Regions from separate parts of the Homo sapiens genome. Here region 2 is linked to region 1. A link is a loop called in an ENCODE intact Hi-C map of the cell type or tissue named here. Cell type or tissue: Calu3. All regions are shown on one strand. Links, peaks and the distances in the headings refer to the core of each region. The heading gives the core; the rest is flanking DNA.

Region 1 (8,352 bases), core at 228-8,227:
ATACTTCTATAAATTTTCTAATATGTTAGATCACATTATCTGAGAATATTTTCCCAGTTTTTGTCAACTTTGTGACATATTTCACTCACAATTCACATTTCACTGAACAATTTTGCTAAACACTTGCAATGTGGCAGTATTGAGCTATATCCTGAAAGTGTCACTAGTAAACAAGAGATGAGGTCTCTGTCCTCAGAGTTCAAAGTCTGGTTGTGGAAATAGAAAAAGAAAACAGCTAGTCAATGTATAAACTAGAAAATTAGACACTGTGATGAATATTTGAAGAAAATATTGGGTTCTCGTAGGACTTAGTCTATTATAAGTTTGTAGGATAAACTCAATTATTTGGTGTCTAGTATACAAACACCTAACTCATACATTTTCACCCCCCTTATAAATAACTATGGTTTATTTGAACATTTTATGTAGTTCAGTCAAATACAGCTTTTCAATTATGATAGTTTTATTATTTAAAAATACACCCTTACAAGTGAGTTAAAATTATGGACCCTTGAAGAGAAGTTTAAATTTCATGAATTATAGTTTGTAAGAACTATTTGCAACATGGGATACATGTGCCACACTTTGTACCTTTACTATATGAGGCTTAATTCTCCAGCCTTATATTTCACTGTTCTTCAATTACCCTTCTCCTCCCATGTTCTAATCTTACTGAGGTTCTTGCTCCTGAACATGCCTTACTTTTTTTCTTTTGACCCTCTAAATATACCATTCCCTACATCTTCTACAGTCTCTACACTTTTTCCCCACTATCATCCACCTACAAGACTATCGTATCTTATATGCAGATTCCCAGTATCTGGGCCATAGTACACATTCAATACATGTTCTTAAGTAAATAAATAAATAAATGGATGAATGAAAGAATTCCGCAAAGTGACAAGAAAGGCAGTTCTGTTTATACACTCAAGTCTGGGATGTAATTAATCTATCTTGAAATTATTTTACTCTTTCTTGTTTATAGCCAATGTATTAAGATCCTACATACAGTGTCTGAATCCTCATTTGGTGTTTCAGATGATCACAGAAGGTGTTACATAATTTAGATAATATACAAAACAAATTTAACTCAAATCTAAAATGTAAAATACCTCATTTTTAGGAGAGGAAGCAAGGATTCATATATGTAGCAAGCACAGAGAGTTATGATCCATTTTTGCAACTCTAATAGAGAAAAGAATCATTATATTCTACCCTGCTATGGTAATTTTAGATACAGCCTATAGATATGAAAAGATATTTTGGATCTTGGTTGAGTGATTCATCATTCAAAGCACTAAGATAATTTATATAAAGTAAAATGTATCTGTTTTGGGAATATAGCCATTTCACTTTATGTTGTTTACATCAAGATGATGTTAATCTCAAATCATTCATTTCTATACTAATCATACAGATGATAAAAGTTCTTATCCAATATATTACGTTGTTCATGGGTAAATTCCATTCAATATAGAATAAGAAATTTTATCTTACTTTATCCATATAAAAGGCAATAAAAAGTGCTATAAAAATAAATCAGGAGCTTTAAGCAGTTTGATTTTCAGATGAACCTAAGAAAATCATGGACAGCTGAAGATTTCTCTGCATTTGGAACCAATTATTAAATCCTGCTATGGAGAATGAAGCTAGTATAGATTTCTAGCCTACCAGATAATTCTTAGAATATCTACTTTGATTTGTTTTTCTGCTACATAAAATTGAGGAGACATCCAATGTATTTTCTGAGTGACCATTTCTAATAATGTAACTAGATAATCAGCCTGTTTATAGAATGACCCCCAGCAGCAAAATACAGCCCCTAAGATGAAGGCATTAGGGAGATTTAATGATTTTGCCTCTTATCAAGCACATGGGGATTCAGCATAGTTGTAGCTCCAGTATAGAATTAAAATGCTAGGGAGAGGTCCAATTGAATGGATTGGTCCAACCCAGCAGGAGACAGGGGAAGCATGCAACCCGATGAACACATAGGTACGTAGGGCTCAGTGTGGACTTACAAGATAGTGGAATCACAAGCCAAGAGACCAGTTCTGGACCCCATGGTTGTAGAGTTTGTTCAATAAATGGGTAAAGCAGAGTTTGAGAGATGTAGATATATCCCTACAGTTAGGAGAGTCAGGAGATGGCAAGGGCCAGAGAGGTGGATGTCTGAAAATGTGGCCTCAGTGGAAAATTAGACAGAAAAACCTAAATGCTTTTTAATCTTCTCAGGTATGTTTAAAATTCTTAAGAAAAAGCAACCATATGGACCGTTAAACACTAAAAGCAACACATTACTCCTTGAGTTTTCTTTATTGAGTTTTGAAATCATCAATTTTAATTAACCTCTTTTCATGCTTCTTAGACCTTTCCTTACAATTTTCTACTTACATTAACAGACTAAGAAATGAGATATTATCTGCATATTTCTTCCTTAAACTAACAAGGAAATTTGTCTAAATGGACAAGACAGACTTTATTTTTCACTAGCAGCGTTACACAAGAGAAATAATAAGTGGAAATTTAAGCAACTCAATGTAATGATTATCTGAAGTTGGCACTAACAGGCTGTAAGATAACAGATTTTCCTTCTTGAATTTTCTATCTAGGAATGTAGCTTTTCTATGTCAATTCATTATTGCGTCTATAATCAGGTGGTCTGCTGTAATTGATTGGATCTCAAGACACGTGTCTTAATCCAGGAAACATAAAATACAGAATACAGATGTCAAACTTGAAATTGCTTTCACTGTTGTAACCTATCTCTGTTGCCTACTCTACTTTCCAGTCTCTCTCTCTCTTATGTGCTTTTCTTGTTTCCTTTGTTTGCTTTCTTCCCTCATAATACTTCTTCAATTTTTGGTTTAGTAGAACCAGACATATGTTCCCTAACATATGTGGCTAGTCCCAAAGTGTCTTTGTATTAGCTTAAGTCTCAGTAATTGGTTATATTTGAACTTTGCTCTGCAGATGGCATTAGTTCTAATTTTTAATTCTAAATTGATCCTATTCAAGTCAGACAATGGCAAGATGATAGGAAAATATACAATCTCCCTTTCTACAGAGCTTCAGGATCTGAAAGTCCACTGACAATTTGAAGATCTGTGCTGACTATAAGGTCACTAGAATTCTCTCAGTGGGAGATACTTATGTGCTTTATAATTTATTTTGCAAAGGAAGCAATTTATTCATTTTAAACATATGTGAAGCATATTATCTGGTTCTATTTACTTATTTTTGAGGTATAATTTACATGTAAAATTGTATATATTTAAGGTATATAATGTGATGATATATTCATGCATTATGAAATGATTAGCACAATAAAACTAATTAACATACCTGTTACCTCACATAGTTACCTTTTCTTTTTATTTTGTGGTAAGAATATTTAAGATCTACTCTTCTAGCAAATTTCAAGTATGCAATACATTATTGTTAACTATAGTCACCATGCTGCACAATAGCTCTCCAGAACTTATTACTCTTATAATTGCAGGTTTGTACCCTTTTATCATCAACAAATAGTCCAATTTATTTTGAAAAACATAAATGCTTCTTCCTAAGGCTACAGTATTTCGTCATCAATTTTTTCTTAAATCACTGCAACTGGCTATATTGTGGTGGTATCTTCACTCTCCCAACTTAGTAGTTATTAGAAAGTAATGTCATACTTTTCAACAAAAATACATTTCCCCTTTGCATCCCTTTTGTTCAACAAATAGCTTCTTTAAGAAACTGCACTGAATACATCAAATTTTAATACAGTTGGTATTTATCTTTTGTGTGTATGAATGAGAACTTTTTTATTGTGGTAAAATACACATAACATGGAGTTTACCATCGTAACCATTTTAAAGCGTATAAATCAATGACATCTAGTACATTCACCATGTTGTGCAACAATCCACTAATCTAGATTAAGAATAATATTCCATCGTTATATAGATATGCCATTTTGTAGTATGTATCAGCACCTCATTACTTTGTTTGTTTTGTGACAGGAACTTTCTCTGTCACATTGTCTGGAGTGCAGTGATGTAATCACTGCAACCTCCACCTCCCAGGCTCAAGCAATCCTCATACCTCAGCCTCCTGAGTAGCTGAGACTACGGGCACGTGCCACCATACCTGGCTAATTTTTTGTAGAGACAGGACTTCACCATGTTGCCCATGCTGGTCTTAAACTGAAGAGCTCAAGAGATCCTCCTGCTTTGGCCTCCCAAAATGTTGGAATTACAGGCGTGAGACACTGAACCCATTATTTTTATAGCTGAATAATATTCCATTTTATAGATATTTTACATTTTGTTTATCCATTCATTTGTCAATGGATATTTGGGTTGTTTTCACCTTTTGGGTATTGTGAATAGGGCTGCTGTGAATATTTGTGTACGAGTTTTCATTTGAACACCTGTTTTTAATTCCTTTGGTATCTGCCTCTGCATTGATTACCAGGGGAAATTTATTGACAGTTTTAATTTCTTCTGGTAGAAATTGAGATAGGTATTTTCAGGCATTCCCTGTGTATCAACAGGAATACAGCTACTGGTAGGCAGAGAAGTGTGTTCCCTTGGGATTTGTTTTATCCACATGAGAATCTAAAGATGGGAATTGAATCACCAGTAACAGTATCAGAAGCCATAGAAGTGTGTGGAGTGCAGTGCTATAAAGTACTATGGTCAATGATAAGATGGTTTTAAATCTGGCTGGTGACAGAAATGATTATTAACATTAAACTACAGATAATTTTTCTAGTATATATATTACATGCTCTTTAGTAAGGTTTACAAAGTACATTTTTAACACTAGTTCTGCTCTTTCTTATATAGAAATATTCCCTAAGCAGTGGTAGCATTTTGTAGCATGTTTCTGCATTGGCCACAAGTAGTAAAGATAATCGTCAAGTTGTAGGTACTCACATAGGATTTATGAATGAGTTACTAAGGGACAGGGTCAACTAGCAGGCTCCATCAGTGTGCCTGTACCTTGATGAAATTTGATGATAACGTCTGTGGCCCTATTTCTTTGGCCAGTCAGTAGCTAATTTATTTAATTTGTGAATTTATTCCGTGTGAAGTTTATTAAAATCTAAAAGAAATGAAAGATAATAAAAAGAATTATAAGCAGCCAGATAATTTTCATACCAGATATAATTTTAGTTAAATCTTTCTAATGATCTTAAATTTAGGTATTATCTTTAAGTTGCAGACGAAGATATCAAAGTTAAGGTATTTGCCCACTGATGCTATTTCCTCAATGTCACATAAAGAAAATGTTGTGAAGATATTGTTTCAAACATTGTTTCTATAATTCCTGAAATCCGTGTTCTTTATGTTGGTAGTTAGAATATTGGGATAAAGATGGTCAGAAATGACTTTATTAGAACAAAGGTCAAAGGTGTGATGGAATTCAAAGTAGAATAGATCTCCTCTGGTTGAGAGAACTGGTGAGGACCAGATGAAATAAAGAAAGTGACATTTAGGCAGGGCACGGTGGCTCATACCTGTAGTCCTAGCACTTTGGGAGGCTGAGGTGGGTGGCTCACTTGAGCCCAGGAGTTCGAGACCAGCCTGGGCAATGTGTGGAAACCCCATCTCTACAAAAATTAGCTGGGCATGGTAGTGTGTGCCTGTGGTCCCAGCTACTCAGGAGGCTGAGGTGGACAAATCATTTGAACCCAGGAGTCAGAGGTTGCAGTGAGCTGAGATAGCGCCACTGCCCTCCAGTCTGGCCAACAGAGCAAAAACCTGTCTTAAAATAAATAAATAAATAAATGTGACATTTGAAATGTTTCTTAAAGAAATGGATAGGGATGCGATAAACACAGATTGGGAGTAAATATAGCAAGGTGTTAAAACATAGAGTTTGGACAGCAGCTGAAATTTGGGTTTTGAATGAGTAAGTAGTGGAAGATTCACTTGCAAGTAGTGGAGTTTGTGGAAAGCCTTGACTGAGAAGCTGAAGAGTTTTGGAAAGAAAAACAAGTTATTGAAGGATTTAAGTAGAGCAGTAATTTGAATGGATACAAGATGAATCTAGCAACTACGTGTATGATATCTTGGAGTGGAAAATTCTGAAGTAGAGGATATAATATATAAGACTTTGAAAAATAGTCCATTGAGAAAAATCAGCTGATGAACCAAAAGTGGTAGCAATAGGAATAGAAAGGAGCACAGAGGCATGTGAATTATTGTTCTAGTGACATACTGCTTGGTTCTAGTGGCTGACCGTATGGATATCTTCACTGTTTAGTGGAAGCATATGTCACCTCTTGAGAGTGTTATCATTTAGTTATTTAGGGACTGATGAAATTCAAATTTTAGCCTTATGTAAACACACACATACACAATTTCCTATGCTCTTGTAACTGTTATTCTATTAATTGTTAGAACCAGGGCTAAAAACTTGGGTACATTTAACCCCAATATTTAAAGAGGATAATAAATCATGTAATAATCGCTCAGTGAAACTGAGTGGGAGAAGTTGGGTCTGTCTGGATAATGGCTGCTCTGTACAACTACATAGACTAATAGAATATCAAAGGAAATAAAACTTTATTATTTTCTAATAAATGCAATAACAAAACCAGGCTCACAAAGTATATGTCAGATATATCTAGAGTTCATACCTTAACAAAAAAATGATTTGTGTCTAATACGTCAGGTATCCTGATATATATGTAAATGCAAATCATTCCTTCAAAATGATATCTCTCACAATATCTCCTTTTAGAAATTTTCTTTGTTCTACTAATTTACTTAGTCAATTTTTTTTCACCTGGCATAGAAAAGAAATTTTATTTTTCTCTGACTTATACTGATAACAAAGGATTCTACAGTGAGAATAAATTTTGAAATTACACAGTTCTTCATTAAGGCTAATCCTAAAAATCCCTTATGGAAAAGCAGTTTCAGCCTCAAGAATCCTGTATGACTTTAGGAAGGTTTAGTATAATGTTTCTCTACATTACTCTAATGTAGTCACCCATTTATTTATTTAACCAAACATTTATTGTGTGCCTACCATTGGTGAATAAATTTCCTATCATTGAGCTTAGTAGAGGATAGAAGATAGATAAAATACGTAAGAAAACAAAATCAATCTATAATCTAATATCAGGTGATGATGAATGCCATGAACAACAACACTGAAAAACTGGAAAAAACATAGCCCAGAAAAATACAAGGGAGCAGTGTTACTGCATGCCATTTCAAAGATATGATGGGTAGAGAAGGCCTCTGTGAGGCGGTGACATTTGAGTAGAGACCTGAATAAAGTGAGGAACAAGCCAAGGGGGATCTAGTGACGGAATATTTCAAAACAGCAAGAACAGTAAGCAAAGACCCTGAGGTAAAAACAAGATTACAATTTTTGAGAAGCAGGAAGAAGGCTAACATGAAATGAAGAGGACAGTGGTGGGAAGCTGGAAAGCTAGACAGAGGCCAGCTCACGGAGGACTTTGGAGGTGATGGTAAGGAGTTTGCATTTTAGCTTAAGGTTGATTAACATTTTTGAAGGATTTTGAATAGGGAAGTCACATAATCTGATTTATGTTTTAAAGATTAGACTGTGTTGTAGAAAGAGGAGATTGAATAGAGATGAGTGGAATCAAGCAGATAAGTTCAGTAGTTCAGTAAGAGATATTGTAACAATATACTTTTGAGATGTTCATTTCATTTCACATTCCATGAGTCTGGTTCCATTAACTCTATGTTATTCAACCTTTTTTCAATGTGGAATCAAAGACAGTCTAAGAGGAGATCATATGTCTTATTAAAAGGCACATGTGGGTAAAATTGGCAGGTGGGGACTGGTACTGAAATTGTGTTTTGATTTTACTTTTCCAGCTTTTTTTTTTTAAATCACAGTAGGCCAGTGTTAAGCAGATTTGATAGAATAGGAAAATAAAGAGAAACATAAGAAAGAAAAATAAGTGATATGTTTTTTCATATAGAACATCTCTTGGTGGTTTTGAAATTTTTGGAAGCCTTTACTGAGTACCTTCAGGACAAGATACAGTTTAACCTGGCATTCAAAGCCTTCCATGGCTTAACCTATGTCTACTTTCTAGCCTTAGTTTCTGTCACAACCTTGTTCATATTTTTCTGTTTAGCAATAGGAAATGGTCAAAAAATTCATTTTATTGCAAGTCTCATTGCTTTTGCTTATATTCTTCCTATATTACATGGTAAAATTATTTTTTATGCTTTAAAACTTACTTGATTAATCAGCATTACAGGGAGGTCTTTTCACTATCCCTCCTTATTCACTGTTGCTCACCTTTGTCAATGAAAAGTCAAAGAGTGACTGCAAAGCAGTAAGACAAGGCATTTACTCGGGTCTTAG
Region 2 (8,352 bases), core at 61-8,060, 120 kb after region 1:
CCTTTTGTACTAGCAGCCACCTTGAAGGTATAAGTTGTTTTTTTTTTTTTAATTATCCACTTAAATTTGTGTCGGCAGCGTATCTAGAAATAGAAAAGAAATATGAATTTAAGATGTAAATTGGTTACCTAAATAATTCTTAATAGAAGTCCAAGAGTGGTAAACATGATACATATTTTACATACCCATGAAGTGAGAAAAAGAGAAAAACCTTATATTAAATATCAATAATAATGATATAAAAATCAATATATGCAGGTACATTTCTTGATATAACAGCCACTGTATGCAGTTGTATTTCTTAAACTTTTTTTTCTGTAATGAATGGAAATAAACACATTTAAGGATGTTAGAATTTCTTCTGCCTTACTCTCAGAATAATTTCCAAAAAGGGCTTATGGAAAAGGAGAGAGAAAAAATAGCCAAAACAATTTATGAAAAAAATCCAACTGGATATCTAACAAATGCAAATGAGGAATAGAAGCAGACAAGAGCAGGTAGCAGTAATTATTGCCATCTGATAGTCAAGGATAGAGAAAAGGCCCTTTTAAATTCCGTTTACTTTTCACCAAATTTCAGGATGAAAATTACCCATGATATCACCCTTTCGAATGTGAATATATTGCGTGAGGGAGCTTGTCTGAGCCTGAAGTTGCCCAGTAGAGATTAGAATGGAAGGATTAGATAACAGGTGTGCTTGTTTTAACAATGTGTAATTCTGTGAAAATTCAAGGTCCTTCTAGTATTGTTAATTAATAGCTTTATGAAATCCCACCTCAGTCCTCTTCCCATAGGCTTTGCTTCTTTTTGCTTCCCTACTCTCATTACAGGTAAGCCAAATGTATTAGAACTTGGTGCGTGGCTGAGGGGTGTCCATGGAGAAACCTATTTGGAGTAAGCAGATTTGAATTACAAGAAACAAGAACTGTATTATGCAAATGTTCTATTAAAATTACTCTAAAATTGAATTTAAATTACACCGCTCCACACAGAATTAGGCATTGAAAATGACAATAGATCTGAAATGTAGTGGGCTCTGAAAGTTCTTTGTGACTAGGCCTTTACAGCCAGAAAAAAAGGTAATGGGCAGCAAGACCATTCAGAGAAAGGGACAGAAACACATGAAAAAGACTCTAGTATGAATGAGTGTCCAAGAGATTGTTAATAGCCAATATAACATTTTAAAGCATGTTTTTTTCTCTACATATTTAGATAAGAATGATCATATTACATATTTAGATAACAATTACCTTATTGCGCCGCTACAATGCTTTTTTTACTTTCTTAGAAGAATATGCCAAAAAGTACTTTAAGTATAGCAATGTATAAATTATAGTCTTTGTGCTGTGTTGAGCAAGTCCATGGAATTGGCCACCTGAAAGAGAGAATTCTTAATTGCCTGAGAATGATTACTAGTCTTATGTTTGTGAAGAACTTCCATCATTCAAAAGGCAAGCCTCTTCATTGTTAAGACTCAAAAATAAAGATACTTTAGTTAGGTGGAAAGGGTTGGTATGAAAAGCTGCAACACTTTAATTTTTGCTATTAAAATCACAGAAATTATGCAAATATTTTAAATTCTATAAATTGTATGAAAAATTCCTTCTCTTATTTTTTTTCTTTAGCAGCAGAGAATTCCAGGGCATAACCCACTTTCTGAACATATCCTCTTTTCCTTCTCTTTCTCTGATTATCTCTGAAGCTGCGTTTGAGGATAAGCCAGTCAATGAAGTTCTATCTAGTATGCTGGTATAAGAGGGGGCACCTACCATCACCGCTAATTCTCTGTAGCTGGAAGCAATTCTTTCCATTTTTTAGCGATCTTATAATCAGTCAAATCAGTGTTACTATTGGGGTAGACATACATATCTGGAGACCTCAACAGGGGAATGTAGTATAGGAAGAGCTGATAATTGGCCACTCTTTTTTTCAAAAATAAATTTATATTTGGGGTACATGTGAAGGTTTGTTATGTAGGTAAACTCGTGTCTTGGGGGTTTGTTGTACAGATTATTTCATCACCCAGGTATTAAGCTCAGTACCCAATAGTTATCTTTCCTGCCCTTCTCTCTCCTCCCACCCTCCACCCTCCAATAGGCCCTACTGCCTGTTGTTTTCTTCTTTGTGTTCATGAGCTTTCATCATTTACCTCCCACTTATAAGTAAGAAGATGTGGTATTTGGTTTCTGATCCTGCATTAGTTTTCTAAGGATAAAGCCTCCAGCTCCACCCATGTTCCCACAAAAGACATGATTTCATTCTTTTTTATGGGTGCCTATTATTCCATGGTATATATGTGTCACGTTATCTTTATCCAATCTGTCATTGATGGGCATTTAGGTTGATGCCATGTCTTTGCTATTGTGAATACTGCTGCAGTGTACATTTGTGTACATGTGTCTTTATGGTAGAATGATTTATATTTGTCTAGGTATATACACTCTAATGCATTTGCTAGGTCAAATGGTAGTTGGGCTTTTATTTCTTCGAGGAATCATCATACTGCTTTCCACAATGGTTGAAATAATTTACATGCCCACCAACAGTGTATAAGTGTTTCATTTTCTCTGCAACCTTGCCAGCATCTGTTACTTTTTGACTTTTTAATAATATCCATTCTGACTGGTGTGAGATGGTATCTCATTGTGGTTTTGATCATATATAATCAACCACAGCAATCTTTTCTAATGAGTTAGAACTTGGCTTCAGATCCTTGTTAACACAGAACTCTAATTAGCCTCTATTGCTTGATAAAATTTTCCATAAAGACAAAGCCCATTTTGTAATAGATGCATAAACCCAAGAGTCTAAAAAACTGTTTTCTGGTCCTGGTTCTACCACTTGAGCAACTCACCGAGCTTCATTTAGCTTCCTTAAACCTTAGTTTGACTAAGACATGTCTGGGAGCTTAACTGCTAACTTGGAGTTCCTTTCTTCCCTCATACAGAGAGTTTTAGAAGTTTTCACAAAGATTTTATGAGTTATACAATTTATTAACTTTCCAAGTTTCTTCTCAGTTTTTCTGTCTGCCAGTAATACTACACAGCTATCTGTATGACAGGACTGAGAATTCCAGCATCTTTGGTCATGTTTGCATTTCTATAGATAAGATCTGTATCTTGTTTTTGAAGATGGTTGGTGTTTGGGGGTGGTGGCCAGGGGTGTATATGGTTCTAAAGGGGTTCATAACAGTTATAGGCAGACATATATTGGCATGAAGGAATATTTTTCAGTTCTATATAAGATACTAAACTATCCAAGTTCTTCTAACTTTAGGAAGTTTTGTCAAACAGGGAAGTTCTTAGTTCATATTGTTTATAGTATCAGATCTATGTATACTTATTAATCTTATACCTCAATAACATTTATTTTCTACCTCAATACAATGGCAATTATGAAAATAACCACTAGTTTGCAAATATGTCATCTCATCCCTAAATAGAGATGAAGTTGCTTTAGTTTTCAGGTGCTATTTATTCCTTCATTAACATTATTCATTGTCTAGAGTCTTCCATGTGCCCGGCCCAGGGTCAGGAACTATGCATATAAAGATGAGAAATCTGCTCTCAAGAAGCTCAAGTTCCAATGAGGAAAGCAGACATGTACATGAATTATTATGCTATGTGAAACACTAGAATAGAGATAAGTTGAAAATACTTTAGATAATAGAAGAAAAGTGCAACTAGCTTTTGTCTTTACCCCTTCCACGTCTGTACTTTTTCATCATCCATGTTCTCAAGTGGTTTCATCACTGATAGCTATGCTAATTCTCTTGGTAACTGCTTAAGAATATTGCTGAGTTTCTGTTGGAAAAGAATGTCTTTAGTCATGACTAGGAGACTATTTTGATCAAAGAGATTGAATTTACTAATTCCAATATTTGAAGGGCAACATCATATTTAGTTCTTGGGAACTCCTTTCACAATATCTTGGCCATTTTACCATCAAAGCTAAGAGAAAATAAATGGCCATTCTCTGCTACCTCATTGAGACTTCCCTTCCAGTTCTGGGCTCCTTCCTGAGATAGCTGCTACATTTTCAGGATGCTAATACAGGGTATGATCTCACTATTCAGGTGTGATCCTCCTCTCTCTCACAGTGTACAGAATTTGTACTAAAATTCCCATGAGTATATTGCAATATAATAACACAATCACAACACTCACATAACTCCACAATCCAAAATTAGTATTTCCTCTCTCCCTCCAATTACAAACAGGCAATAATTTCTTGATTGCTTGTGTTTCCTGGCAAATTTCCTTTAATTAGTATGCCTGGTTTCCTGACACTAGCTGGAGTAACCTGGTTGGAAACTTATTTTCTAGGCTGGAAGTAAAGCTTCAAAAAGTTTTCACCACACAAATATATCTTTACACAAAGATACAGATTCACACAGTAGACATAAAGCAAACATGCCTTATTTACTCCTTGGGTCAGTAGAGAGAAAACAGGAGGAATCTTAACCGAAAGAATAATTAAGAGTTGAAATGTCTTATACAAGTTGAGATTTGACATATGTTAATGTTAAAGAAGAGCAGGTATAGTTGTTCAAAATCCCTACTGGTCCTCAAGGAGGATTCTCACTTCTGTCATCTGCTCTCAGAGTTTCCAATAGTAGTGGCACTGACTGATTAGAGTCCTGTTGCCTTAGGCTGCCTTTTCCAACAGTTATCAAATCCTCTTATGCCTCCTGCTGGTTGCAGGGCTGACCATTTTTCATATTAGCCAAGCATTTAAGGCTCTGAGTTACTCAAGAATCCCAAGAATTAACTATTTAGGGACTAAATTGCAAAAGCAAGAGTAATCAACTAGCCCTTTAAAAAATTATAAGTAAAATCTACTCAACACAGAACATTGATTTCTAAACAAAATATTATTTTCAAGTTTCATTAGCCAAATGTCGATACATAGCCTGTAATCATCTTGAGACCACAAAAATAATAGCTCAGTATATCACAAAGTAATGTTTTTCTGAGAGATCCACAGGAGGTGGATTGACCTGAACACCTTGCAAGACATGAATTCACATGCATTTTCAGCATGTCTTCTCCAACTTGATGAAAAAAATTCCAATCATAATACCTAGGATAACCCAACCTCCTTAGTCTTTTCAGTATTTAATATGGAATCACTATTTTGTAGAACTTACTTTAGTGATTCACTCATAGAATGTCATGTTATATTATTTATGTATGCGGCAGCCCACTGAACTGTGAAGAGATTTAAACTGTGTCTCCTTACTTATTCCCTGACAGTTTGCACATAACAAAGTATATACTCTTACTATTATTTGTGGGGTCTGCCGACTATTATAGTCTACTGAATAAATGTAAATAGTTACTTTCTACCCAGAACCTCCATAGTGCCTGCACTGAATCTCAACATTTTCCCCTCCATATTTTCATCTGCTTAGTCACTCTGTTCATTCAGTGACTATTTTTCTTCAGTCTCTTCTCATCATCTTGTCAAAGTCATAAATTGCTAAACATACCTGCATGACTATCTATATTACACTAAAATTATATTTATTCACTGCATATAAAAATAAAACAAAATGAATTTTTTTAAGCTCGAGTGCGTATTATTTTCCCACAGAATTGTCAAACCACTGCAATGTTTCTTTTCTTCTCTTCTACCAACCCCATCCTCAGTATAAAGAATAGTTCTAATCATAAAATTAGAATTGGTAGTAGGAGTAGTACAATGAACAGCATAAAATTAATGGCCTGGGCACATAGTTGAGCCTATTATTACACATTTATAAGCTAAATTTATATTTATATTTTTGAAAGCTATGCCTAGAATATCATAGTATAGCCAAAGGAGAATAAAAAATGTTATTGGTATTCTCTTCACATTATCATTTTCTAAAACATAGCTTTAAATTAATTTTACCTGAGTCCATTTTCTTCTCTTTCTCCAGCTCAACTCTTCATACTTAAATTCCATTAGTTGGTTTCCTCATCTCCAAAGCAGGGACATAAATAATAATACCTATATTTCAAAGACAATATGAAGGTTAAATTGAGCAAAGCAAATGAAAAATATTCTTTGAGCTGTACATTGATATACAAATAGATTTCTGTTATTTCCATTGGAGGAGTGTTTAGATATTATAAGGCACACTAGGGATAAGGTTTATTTGGCAGCTGCCTTGTCACTCCAAATAAATTTATTTATCATGTATTTATTGAGGAATTTATAGCCTCTAGAGAATTTTCTCTGTGAGAGCACTGCTTTTGAATTTTTTTGTTTCTTCTCCCACTCCACCCCTTTGGCTAGTTGAATTCTAGACAAATAATGTCTTACTTAGCTGGGTAGCTAAGCTGCAACTAAATTCTCCAGGGATTTTCTATAATATGGATTCAACGCTTAGGAAAATTCAACTTAAAAGTGGAAAACATCTCTTAACTAGAGAATTATCTCCTTCAAGTTCTGTCTTCAGAAGTGATTTCTGTCTTAAGGTCTACCAAGTATTCTTGGCTTTTGTTCCTGCATATTTTTCCAGGTTTAAAGTGTATTTTTCCACTTAATTAGACTGTAAGCAATTCTAATGTCATTTTTGTTTCTGATATATTGGTTTCTACAATATTTTGATTTTGATTGGTGATAACAAAATGGTAGTAATAATTATAAGGGTCTTAGTTTAAATATTTTCAAGTGGTATACTTGAGAGCTTCATTGATACAAGTTATATGTGTTTCATTGTGAAATAAATTATATACAGTAAGACCTATTTTAAAAATAACAATTTATTATAGAAAGGTGGTTTTGGCCAGTACTTTTCAAAAATTAAAAAAAAAGACTAAAATATATACTTTTTTTAGAATAAGCTTTTCCTTTTTTGTTGTTGTTTCATATCATATGGTCTCTTAAATAGCCCTTATGGCATTTAAATGATGTGATTTCCCTAAAATTATTAGCAATGTATGTAAGGATTTATGGCATGAAGTATATGTGGATATTTAAAATGGGGAAATTTTGTGATTAACAAGTTTAAACAAATAGCAGATAAATTTGTAAAATTTATAGTTGTGAATAAACCGTGTCCAAACATATTCAGTGACTATTACTAAAACATTATTATCATGCTATGATCTTTTCTGCTTGTGCATTGTAGTTCAAAGGTGTTGATAAGGGTTGATGCAGTGGAATTGGGCTTTCTAGCTTCAATGGGAACAACAGGATTACAGAATGGAGAGGCCAGATATACAGCTTAATTCAAAGGGATAAGGTGGGCAGAGTTATTACAATAATCTACACTGGGATGGAAAGATAATTAGAATATCTCATTCAAAGAGATCTACCAAATAGCTAATTGATCAAAGTGTCTTAGGAATGAAAACAATAAGCAGACTACCAATGTGCTTCTTGATTTATATATGATATGTATAACATATATCAAGATTTATATTGATTCTATATGCTATTACATAAATAAAACTACATATGAGATAACACTACACTCACACAGTAAATTCTCATTATACTCACTATTTGCAGTAGTTATATTCTATAAAGTTGCCATGAACACTTAATTAAGTGAATATTGTACTATTGCTCCAAAGGTAAATACAGGGATATGTTCTTGTGAGCTTCTGTTCACAATATTTCATCAACTAATTATCAGACAACCCTATTTAATGTGTTTTTGTTTAAAGGCACTTTATTTACTATATATAGTTGATTCATGAACATTGAACTCATGGCCAACAACACTATAATTTACATATGTATGAAGTTTATCTAACACGCTATTTTCTTCGTAAAGCGTATCATAGCCTTATTGAACTTAGGAGCACTATACAGGACTTCAGCTCTGTGCTCAGGGATCATTGTAAGCAGCAAAATCATCAATAAGAAGCACAAAAATGTGAAAAATGTGACACAAATATACTGACAAAAGAGCACTGGTTTACATATCAAAGGTGACACAAGAAGGCAGAAAATCAGCTAGTTTAAACTGAGCTGGGTATGTGGGCTTCAGGTGACCCAATTTTTTTTACACTTTGCATATGTTAGCAACTGACTGCAAAAGCCTCATGACTAGTGATTTGGGAGTTTTAAATAAATTTTAGAGAGGAAGATGGATTCACGAATATGAACTCTGTAGATAATACTGATTGACTACACACACACACAACACACAGAGACACACACACACACACACATTATTTTAGGTTTGATGGGAAGAATTCTGACATGCATTGCCACAGTTGGGATCCACAACCTTTTGCCTATGTCTTTGAATTAAGGCAGTTTACATATCAAGTTCCATTTTTGAGGGAGAGGATAGGCCCATTTGAAGAAAATCACTATAGACCATACATCTTCATCCAACGTTTCCCCAGA

Evidence for each region. Peaks named below come from ENCODE experiments on the same cell type or tissue, not always from the same donor. Only the 100,000 strongest peaks of a DNase experiment are listed, where the experiment ranks them.
Region 2: a loop joins it to region 1, with 2.4 times the contacts of the local background. A loop is called at or near these places in 2 of 110 quality-filtered maps.

The regions. Positions count from the first base shown.
Region 1 is chr11:90,310,234-90,318,585 of GRCh38, forward strand. All of the region lies in intron 1 of DISC1FP1 (DISC1 fusion partner 1), which reads left to right. Among named protein-coding and RNA genes, the nearest start is that of DISC1FP1, 63 kb to the left of the region's middle. In Calu3, for the core only: no CTCF peak of the experiment used is centred there; no DNase peak of the experiment used is centred there.
Region 2 is chr11:90,430,357-90,438,708 of GRCh38, forward strand. All of the region lies in intron 1 of DISC1FP1 (DISC1 fusion partner 1), which reads left to right. Among named protein-coding and RNA genes, the nearest start is that of MIR4490, 120 kb to the right of the region's middle. RefSeq lists a silencer at 4,505-4,799 and an enhancer at 7,609-8,336. In Calu3, for the core only: no CTCF peak of the experiment used is centred there; a DNase peak (open chromatin) is centred at 4,675.